Linked DNA regions of Homo sapiens: region 1 is linked to region 2. A link is an interaction called in ENCODE POLR2A ChIA-PET data of the cell type or tissue named here. Cell type or tissue: MCF 10A. All regions are shown on one strand. Links, peaks and the distances in the headings refer to the core of each region. The heading gives the core; the rest is flanking DNA.

Region 1 (5,391 bases), core at 133-5,132, 93 kb after region 2:
ATTTGAAACTCAAAACTGTATTATGCAAACACAATAGTAATTTTCACATTAAAACTGATACATTTGAAGTGGCATTGTTGTCTGGGGTAAATACCTGGGGTTCATTGTCTCGCGCACTGAGATTAAGGATATGGACACACATTCATGGAGTGGGTTAAGGAGCAAAAATTAAATAGGTAGAAGAAAAGAGAGAGGAGAGCAGCACTTTCTCTCTTGTGAGAGCGAGGCATCCAAAAGGGAAAAGGTGGCCTGGGGGGACCACAGCAGATTTTATAGGCAGGCTTGAGGAGGCGGTTTCTGATTTATGTAGAGCCCACAGATTGGTTCAACCAGGTGTGATGTGGTGTTTTACATAGCGTTCGGGAAAGGCTGGTCACCCTGCCCTAATCTTATTATGCAAGTGGCCTTTTCACCATCTTGTCTGCTCTTACCTTACACATAGCTGACCAAGGGAAGGAAGCCATTGTGAACATGTCTAGTACCAGGTAGCTTTTTTCTGCCAGCATTCATGGGTGCAGGCTTCCAACTTGTTTGTCTATGTCTGCAGCTCAATTTTACAGGCTGTTCTTTGTTAGAAAATGATTTGGGGGCTTCTTTTCATTAAAAAGGAAAACCTTACCGAGGACTCCCATACCCTTATTATCTGCCCTAGTAGTTTCTCTTTAACTCCTATATCACATTCAATTGCCTTTATAATATGACTACTAACTATTAATTTTTGCTAAATAATACCTGATATACTTTGGATATTTGTCTCTGGCCAAATATCATGTTGAATTGTAATCCTCAATGCTGGAGGTGGGGCCTGGTGGGAGGTGTTTGGATCATGGGAGCATATACCTAATGTCTTGGTGCGGTCTTCACTATAGCAAGTGAGTTCTTGAGAGATGTGGTCATTGAAAAGTGTGTGGCACCTTCCCACTGTCTGTCTGTCTCTCTCTCTCTCTCTCTCTCTCTCTCTCTCTCTCATGTGTGCTCTCTTTCTGGCTCCTGCTCACACCATGCGATGTACCTGTTTCCTCTTCACCTTCCACCATGATTGAAAATGCCCTCAGGCTTGACCAAAAGCCCAGCAGATGCCAGCACCATGCTTCCTGTAAAGCCTGCAGAACCATGAGCCAATTAAACTTCTTTTCTTTATAAATTATCCAGTCTCAGGTATTTCTCTATAGCAATGCAACAACATAATAATACCATACATGATGGGCCAAAGAACAGAGTTGAGAATGGAGATTGTTTTCTGAATTTTCCATGCTCTGTATATAGTGTGTGCTTAATAAATATTTGCTACTCAAATACAATTTGCAAAATATGGCAAATAATTTTTTTATGGCTTAAAGTTAATTTAACCTTCAGAAGTGACTTTTTACTTCTTTTTTCTTTAAATGCAGAGAAGAAATGGGAGAGTGGCTTTCCAGAGATACTAATAGAAGAGAATGTTGCAAGAAAGGGTGATTTCTTATTCAAGTGAGATATATTTGCATCTACTAATTAGAAAGTTATTGGTGATCCCAGAGGCAACAGTTTCAGGAAAATAGTGGGAATCATGAGCCAGAATGTGATGCTTTGCGAAATGAATTGGAGGGACAAGGAGTAAAAGCAATGAAGAGATAGTCTTCTTTAACCTCTACTTTTTAATTGTGTAACACATCATTCAGAGGAGTGTATTTAACGTATGTGAATAGTTAAAAGCAAACACACTGTAAAAGCTTCTAAGCCTAAAAATTACAGCATGACTAATGTCTTTGAATCCCTCTATGCACCTCCTTGAGCACGTGCACTTCCATTCACCAAACATAACCAATAACTGAATCATGAGTTAATCAGTGCCTTGCTTTTCTTTCTACCTTTGCCATGCATCCATACACATATCTCTAAATGACAATTTTATTTGTTTTACCTAATTTGAAAGTTTATATAGGCAGAATCATAATCACATATTCTTCTGAAAATTTCTTTTAATACAGTAATGATTTTGCATTCATTCAGGTTGATTCTTAAAGTAATAACTCATTTATTTTTACTGATACATAGTATTCCTTTCAATTGAGGCACTAAAATTGATTTATCCATTCTCCGGTTAGTGAATACTTGAGTTGTTCTCTATTTTCTGGTATTGGGAAAATGCTGATATTCATGATATTATGCAAGTCCCTGGCACATGTGCAAGAATTTCTCTTACAACATACACAAGAGTGGAATGACTTTGTCATAAGGTATGTGGACATTCAACTTTATTGTGAATTTTTCTGTTTTTAACCAAACTGGTTCACCAAATTAATAATCTTACCATTTGACCACAGCTTCTCCAATACTTAGCATTATCCAATCTAGTGCACTTTTAGTTTGCATTCTCTTGGATACACATTTGTTTAATATATTTTCTCTTGTTTTGGCCGTTCAAGATGGCCTCTTTTGTTCAATCCTAATTTCTTCTTTCCATTTTTTGTTCAATCCTGTTTCCTCTTTTTTGTTCAAACCCAATTAATGTTTATTTTGCCCTTTTTGGGCAGTTGCATTTATTCAATAAATTTGTAGCCATTTTATGTATTTGGTATACGAATTTTTTATTAGTAATACCTGTTTCAAATATTTTCTACCAGGTTGGAATCTCTCTTTTTAGTCTCATTATGGTCTCTTTCGATGAACAGAAATTTAAAGTTGATATAGTCAAATTTATTAATCTTTTGTTTTATGGTTTGTGCTTTTTCTCACTTTTTAAGGACCACTCCACTAACCAATTGTTAGCTCATGTGTTCTTCTAAAAGTTTTGGTTCTTTTTTTTCCATTCAAGGTCTTAATGCATTTCAGAATGGTCTTACTATGTAGCATAAAGTAAGGATTCATGTTCGTGTTTCTTTTTGTTCCATAGAGAAAACGAATTGTTTTAGTAACATACTGTATTCTGAGTAGACATCCTTTCTGCATAATCTACAATCGCACCTTCATTATAAATCAGAGTTTCAGCTATATCTGTGATTGTTTCTATGCTCTCTATTCTATTTCACTGGTCACTTATTTTATCCCTGTGCTCTACTTTCTGTAACTTTATATGAAAAAGTTTGATATCTAGTTAGGAGACTCTACTAATATTGCTTTTCAAGAATGTTTTTGTTATTCTTGGTCTTTTGCACTTCCATGTAATTTTTTAATTGTCTTTTAAAGTTCCACTAGAAAATCCTACCAGGATTTTTATTGCAATTGCATTGAATATATATAAAAATACATATGTATGTGTGTATATACACACATATATAAATATATACATATCCACATGTAAATATGCTTATATAAACTAGAAGAGAATTGACTTTTATTTAGTATTCTTTCTATCCATGAGAATCTCTTTCATTTTATTTAGCTAATAATTAATCTTTCAATTAAGTTTTATTATTTTATTATTTTATCTATACAGCTCTCATATTTAGTAATTTTTATTCTCAAAGTATCTTTTTTGTAATTATAAATACTTTTTCATAATTATATTTTCTAGCTCTATTTGCTTTATATGTTCTTATATGCTTTGTATATTACTTGTGTACCCAGTAAACTTAATGAACTCTTTTATTAATTCTAACATTCTTCAGATTGTTTCGAGTATCTGATAAAGGTAGAGAGCTAATCCATATCACTCAGCTTTTTTTGGTCTTTCTATTTGTTATAAAATTTATTTTTTGTTTTTGCCCTATTGCTCTAAGGCTCTCAGTTAAATGTTAAGTATATGTGATTATAGTGGTCACTACCGATCTTAAAGAAAATACTCTAACTTTGAATATGATGTTTTCGTAGAAACTTTTAAAATATACTTTATTGAGTTAAGGAGATTCTCACCTATTATTAGCCAAGTTTTGCCTGTTGTAACAGAGATCTAACTTTTAAAATGCCTTATATAGACAGAAGTTCATTTCTCTGTCACATTAAAGTCTAAGCTATTAAGGAAGTCACTTTGTATACAGCCATCAGGAATCTAGCTTCTTTCTATTTTTCCACCATTCCTAAGGTGTTTCCTCCTCCACAGAGTCTGAGATAGCTCAACATCAGGTCCCTTCTCCAACCAGAGGAAGAGAGAGCCATGCTCCCTCCCTATAAGGGTACAACTCTGCAATTCCACAGATAACTCTAAATTATGTCCCATTAAAAAGGCCTTCATAATAGTCACAGCTAGCTTCAAGGGAAGCTCAGTTCTTACCTTGAGCAATTAAATGCCTAACATCTAATAAGGTGTTATGTTATTACAAAGAGAAAGAATAAAAAGATATAAGAGAAAAACAGCAGACCCTGCCACATCTTCTTTTTCTAGTTGCTAGAGGTATTTTTGGTAATAAATGTGCATTAAATTTTATCAAATCTCTTTTATGCATCCAAAGTGAACATATGGTTTTTTCTATTTAAACTCATTAAAGAGAAAATTTATACTAACAGATTTTCACATTTTTGAGCCACAGTAGTATTTCTGGGAAAAAAAATAATTTGGTCATGATTTTTTCATTCTTATACATTATTTAACTTGGATTGCTAGTATTTTGTTTGATATATTTGCAGCAATATTTATAAGTTATATTGGTCTGTAAATTTTCTTATATCATCCTTGTCTGGGTTTTGTGTCAAGGTTATATTAGCTGCATTAAATAAGTTAGTCATTATTCTGACTCATTTGGTTCTCTGAAAGATTTCGTGTAAGATTGTAGTTCTGTTTCTTGAATGTTTGGCAGAATTCATTGGGTAAAAAATGTCTGAACATGATGTTTTCTTTGTAGGAAGATCTTTTAAATAATGATCCTATTTCTTTAATGTTTAAAACTAAGTTATTTTTTAAGAAATGTATCCATTTCACCTATGTGTTCCCACGTTCTGAAATAACTTATTTACCCATTTTGCGGGTTGGCAAAACGTGGGATAAGAAATTGCAAAAAGATATAGAAAGCTAACTTTTAAGAAAGAATAATGCTGATAGGATAAGTTCTGGAATCCACACTGGATAGAGAGGCAAGTGACACTCGCTAAAAGATGAAATAACTAGAAAAACCAAACTACTTTTGCAACAGGATATCGTATTGAACACAGAGAAAACATTCCAGGAGAAATGAAAAAGGCAATGCATAGGTAATGGTTTCAGAAGGGAATTTCGGAATATTAATTCCTGGAGGTGGAAATGTACTGAGTAAAGTCAGATTATAGTGAGCACAAGGGGCTTGGAAATAGGACAGATAGAAGTAAAGACTGTTAATGTAAAAGGGGTTGAAACACTGAAACTAAGGGGCTGGTTGTCACAGTCCCAGATGTTAAATATGTGCCAATTCAGGAAGAGTCCCTACTCTGATGGAGCTTAAATCCAGCAAGGAAGACAGAATTTAATTATAAATTGAAATATGAGTACAGAAATATGAGACA
Region 2 (5,391 bases), core at 252-5,251:
ATGAAACCTAAGTACTCACCAAAGCCAGGTCTAAGCTGCCTCTTTGTAGATTTCAATCTTCTACAAATTCTGAGCAAAGAAATTTGCTTTCCATTCTACTATGACATTTTCGGACATTTGCTTAAGATTATAATAAATTGTAAAGACCTGATAATTAAAGCCTCAATCTGGAGATAACATAACACTTTGGAGTGATTGTTTCTTTGCTGTTTTGTGAATGAGAATGATAAATCCAAGAGAAGATAAAGGACTTTGTTAAGGGAAGCAAGTCTGGCCTGACACCAGTGTTGGAGCCAGTACAAAACAGGCATTGAAATTGACTTATGGGACTTTCAAAACTCACCCAAAAGTCATTTCAACTATGGTACCTGATCCCTCTCCCTTCTGCCTCCACTTTATCCTATACATATTTTTGTCACAGCCTCCATATCACTTTATGCCACTTAGTGATTCATCTGTTGGTTTTCCTCCTTAAAACTAGAGATTGAATTGTATTTTACTATTTACCCTCAGCAATTAGCATAGTCGCTTAACAAACGTTTTTGTTTTTAGATTGAATTACTTAATGACTAAAATATAATAACTAGACTGATACATCACAGTCCAAAATAGAAGTAAAGAAATTATTATAAGAAAGCCATGGGATAGTGTTCAGACAGGAAACTAAAGTATTAAGGTAATATTGCAGCAAGTTGGGGTTGCATTTTAAAACTGTAATTAAAATTCCTTTCTCTTTCTTCCAAAAAAGAGAGTGTGGCCCCCAATGCTACTTAGGCGAGTGAAGAACAAAAAGCTAAAGCTTTTAGGAATGAATTAACAGCATTTGCAGTGACCTAGGTGAGACTGGAGACTATTATTCTAAGTGATGTAACTCAGGAATGGAAAATCAAATATCGTATGTCCTCACCAATATGTGGGAGCTAAGCTATGAGGACGCAAAGACATAAGAATGATACAATGGACTTTGGAGACTTGGAGGGAAGGGCAGGAGGGGGTCAAGGGATAAAAGACTACAAATGTGGGGCAGTTTATACTGCTCAGGTGACGAGTGCACCAAAATCCCACAAATCACCACTGAAGAACTTACTCATGTAACCAAATACCACGTGTACCCCAATACCCCTATAACTGATGGAAAAATAAAAAATAATAATAAAATAATAAACAAAGCTAAAGCTTCTTCCTTCTACCTTTAATTACGGGGAGCACAACATGGCTTTAGAATTGTGAAAGGCCAGAGAACCCCCAAGGGTTTCAAGACAGGTTCCAGCAGGGCAGAGTTACTGGACTCTAGACAAATAGAAAATGGCAGGTTTGTTCCTCATAGAATTCTAAGAAGTTTTCTCAAAGTATTTCCTCATTCCTCTGAGAGCTGCAGTTGGCCTGTGGGTCCAGCAGTCAGAGTTTGTGTCTAGGCTGAGCATCACATGCTCTTCGGGTGCCCCTGTGCCCAACTGTCCTCTTCTTCTCAGTGTTCTGGAGCCCCCTCCCTTGACAGGTGGTTGTTACTCCCAATTTATTCTCAAGCTTGTCAGCTAGGATTATTTTCCTCTATCATCTTAGACAGTTCAAGAGGTAATCTTAGCAAACATATTATCTAATCAATACAATCACTTTCAACTTTATGGTTTGTATACACAGTGATCCTTAATTCTAGCTAATATTTCTACAACCCCACTGCCATGTTCTGAATGTTTGTGACCCCCTAAAATTCGTATGTTGAAATTCTTACCCCCAATGTAATGGTATTAGGAGGTGGGGGCTTTAGGAGGTGCATAGATCATAGGCCTGGAGCCCTCATGAATAGGAGGCTGAGAGAGACCCCTCATCCCTTCTATGTGAGGTTAGAGTGAGATGATGGCTATGAGGAAGGGCCCTCACTAGACACCAAATCTGCAGGCATCTTGATCTTGAACTCCCCAGACTTCAGAACAGTGAGGAACAAATGCCTATTGTTGTAAGCCACCCAGTCTATGGTAGTTCATAATAGCAGCCTAAACTGACTATGACAGCCACAGAACCAGAATTAGCATGATTACAAGCTGAATACAAAAGAGAGAAGGTCGCTGATGAGTCAAGAATTATCCCCCAAATCCCTCTTTACCAAACAAGGGCAGAAATGTAGGCAGCATTCCATATTAGTGAGACAGAGTAGGATGTCAGGGGGTCGTTCCGGCATACAAAAAACCCACAGCTGAGAGGCAGTGAACATCGGGGAACCTCTTGGGAGGAAATAATGGCCAGTTATGGGAACTGGTTCAAAGAGGATAGGAGAAAAGAGTCCCAAGAGCAAGCTAGGATCCAGTGAACTGAAATACTACACAAGTGTTAAGTCCAGGTTCTCATTACAAGTAAGGGTTTGGACTCAAGAGACAAGGAAGGGGAAAGAGCCTATTTAATGAAAAAGGCACGGGTAAGAGCTCACTTCTTCTTCCTAAGCAGGAAGCCTGGGTTTGGAGACGGGAGTTCGACTCAATCTGCAACTGAGTATGAAGAAGGTGCAGCAGGAGACATTTGAGCTCTTGCAGAGACAGGATGTTGCACAACTTGCCACATGATGTTCAAAATATGCGTCACTATCTTGCCAAGGGCCAAACACCACAGGCAAATGAAAAACATATACCCATCTGTCTTAGTCTGTTCATGCTGCTATCACAAAATGCCTGAGACTGAATAATTTATAAGGAATGGAACTTTATTGCTCACAGTTCTGGAAGCTGGGAAGTCCAAGATCAAGACACCAGTAGATTCTGCGTCTGATGAAGGCTTGCTCTCTGCTCTCAGAAGGGCACTTTGGTGCTGTGTCCTCAAAATGGCCAAGGTGGAAGGTCAAAGGGCCTAACTAGTTCCCTTGACCTTTTTTATAAGGGCACTAATCTTCAGATTTAATCATCTCCTAAAGACCCTCCTCTTAATACTATCACATTGGGTCTTAGGTTCCAGCATGTGATTTTTAGGGGGACACAGACATTTAATCCATAACACCATCTGTTTTCAACATACACGCCCACAGACACCGCCCATCCACCTCTGCATAGAACCTCTACCTCATTGATCCTTTACCTCTCCCTTGAGCTTTGATGCATTTTACTCTGTTTTTCCCTTTTTCAGACCTGTGCCCCTCCTCAGCATACTAGCACTCAGTACATAAGAAATGGATCCTCTACCTAAACCACCACTGTAAGCAAGATGTTTGTCTCACCTCTAATGTGCCTCCAGTAAACTTTTTCTTAAAACTTCCTGAAACTTTAAGGGAGAGAAAACAGAAATGTTGTCCACACTTGCTGATGGGATTAGAGAAAATGCTTCTCCTCTTCCACACTTCAGGAATAGTAGCAAACCTCAGAGAACAGGGAAAACTCCCTGCTGAATTTAATGAGGTAAAGCCTCAGAATTCGGAAGTAGCAATTTAATTGGGGACCTCTGTCTATTCATTAGAATATTCATGAAGATGACAAAGTTTCTGAAAGCCTATAAGATAAATAAAGCCAATGATAGTCTCAATCTTAACGATAGAAGCATGCCCAGTGCTTACACAGTGCCTCATACACAATACATACTTAACAAATAATAGTTAAATTAATTAAATGGTTAAATGAGCCAATGAACGATCTATCTTTATTAACCTTTTCCTGGATTTTGCAACTGAAAAGTTGGGAAATTCTTTACAACTAATTAAAACCTGCAATTTAAACACATAGCTAATTCATCTATGTTGGGGACCATGAACAAATCTTATTCCTTCATAACACTGTTTTTACACAGCTCTCTTCTCTTTCATTGTTGGGTAAGTAAGCCAAAACCTTCATGTTCTTCTTAAGAATCTTGAGGCTGGGCACAGTGGCTCACACCTGTAATCCCAGCACTTTGAGAGGCCGACGCGGGCAGATCACGAGGTCAGGAGATCGAGACCATCCTGGCTAACACAGTGAAACCCCGTCTCTACTAAAAATACAAAAAATTAGCTGGGAGTGGTGGCGGGCGCCTGTAGTTCCAGCTACTAGGGAGGCTGAGGCAGGAGAATGGCGTGAACCCAGGAGGCAGAGCTTGCAATGAGCCAAGATCGTGCCACTGCACTCCAACCTGGGCAACAGAGTGAGACTCCGTCTCAAAAAAAAAAAAAAAAAGAATCTTGAAATACTGAGCTCCTAGTACAGAATCCCAAGCCTCAAATCATTTCCACATTCTCTCCCATTTCATCCCTCATAATTTTCTTCACTTTCATTTTATACCTTCCTCCGCATAGTCTTTGGTCAAGTATACAAATCATTGCATTAATGTGTACTTTCCAAATTCCTGATTAAAATTTAATTACTAATAAGATAATAGTAAAGTGGCAACAGATATTTTCTGCATTGCTTTTAAAGAAAGGTGAAGTAATTTATGGGACTTGGAGTTCCCATGAATAGCTTACTTTGTTATAAGTAAAGTTAATTATTCATCTTTTTATAAATAAAATCTAAAAATAAAATATGCCAGGAATAATGACAAATAGATTTGATTAATTTTGTAATTTATTCCATTTCAATGGGTCTGTCAAGATCTTTTTTTATTTTTTGCTCACTAATACAATTATATGCAAAGCCCAAACCATAGAACATGGAATTAATTTCCACCATTTCACTGTCATTATGATTATCATCATCAAAATTATTAGATTGGCCATTTTCCTTTCTGGAAAGGAAAACAATCCTTAAATGTGGAAAACAGTCTACATCCATTGAAATTCTTTCCTATACCGGTAACTTATATGCCCACTGGCTCTGTCATGTATTGGTATTGTTTTGTAAGGAGTATAAACAAGGGGCAAGGGATGCTGAAGTACAAAGTAAGTGACACTCCTCTCCAAGAAGTGGGATAAAACTCAGAAACCAGAATGGCCCGGTCTCTGCCCCCATTTAGTGTGTGGAAGAGAGACTTTCTCTTTTGTCTTGCCCTATGCTCAAAAGCCTTAGGACCAAAAGCAGTAATATAAGGTTTGTTAATTCTTCATTGAGTACCATATGGCAACAAGAGGACACTACCATGGATGTCAGCAATTATTACTAAGCCAATTCAGGCCACCACGTTACTCTTTTGGTATTCTTCTTCCATTAACTATAAGCAATATAAATCATTAATACCATATAATACACTTAAACACTTTTGCCCAATTTAAATTGAAGATAGTCACTGTTACAATTAGGGCTTTGGTCTTACAGACAGACATTCCTGCCTTCTATTCTTGTCATGACTACCAATGGCCAAGTGACCTTATGCACCTGACCTATACTCTGCAGGTCAGTTTCCTCTTCCATACACTGACACAGTCAGTGCATATTTAATCAAGGTCATTAATTTTAGGAAGTGCCAAGCACAAGTGTAGGAGCAGTAAAATACTGTCTTAAAATA

The links. ChIA-PET counts read pairs that join two places held together with the same protein. Peaks named below come from ENCODE experiments on the same cell type or tissue, not always from the same donor. Only the 100,000 strongest peaks of a DNase experiment are listed, where the experiment ranks them.
Region 1: POLR2A ChIA-PET joins it to region 2 with 7 read pairs; 4 of 35 experiments call an interaction of 5 or more read pairs at or near these places.

What each region holds. Positions count from the first base shown.
Region 1 is chr1:214,861,883-214,867,273 of GRCh38, reverse strand. No RefSeq gene overlaps it. Among named protein-coding and RNA genes, the nearest start is that of KCNK2, 220 kb to the left of the region's middle. In MCF 10A, for the core only: no CTCF peak of the experiment used is centred there; DNase peaks (open chromatin) are centred at 1,733 and 2,163.
Region 2 is chr1:214,954,682-214,960,072 of GRCh38, reverse strand. All of the region lies in intron 1 of LOC124904510 (a long non-coding RNA gene), which reads right to left. Among named protein-coding and RNA genes, the nearest start is that of KCNK2, 130 kb to the left of the region's middle. In MCF 10A, for the core only: no CTCF peak of the experiment used is centred there; a DNase peak (open chromatin) is centred at 2,562.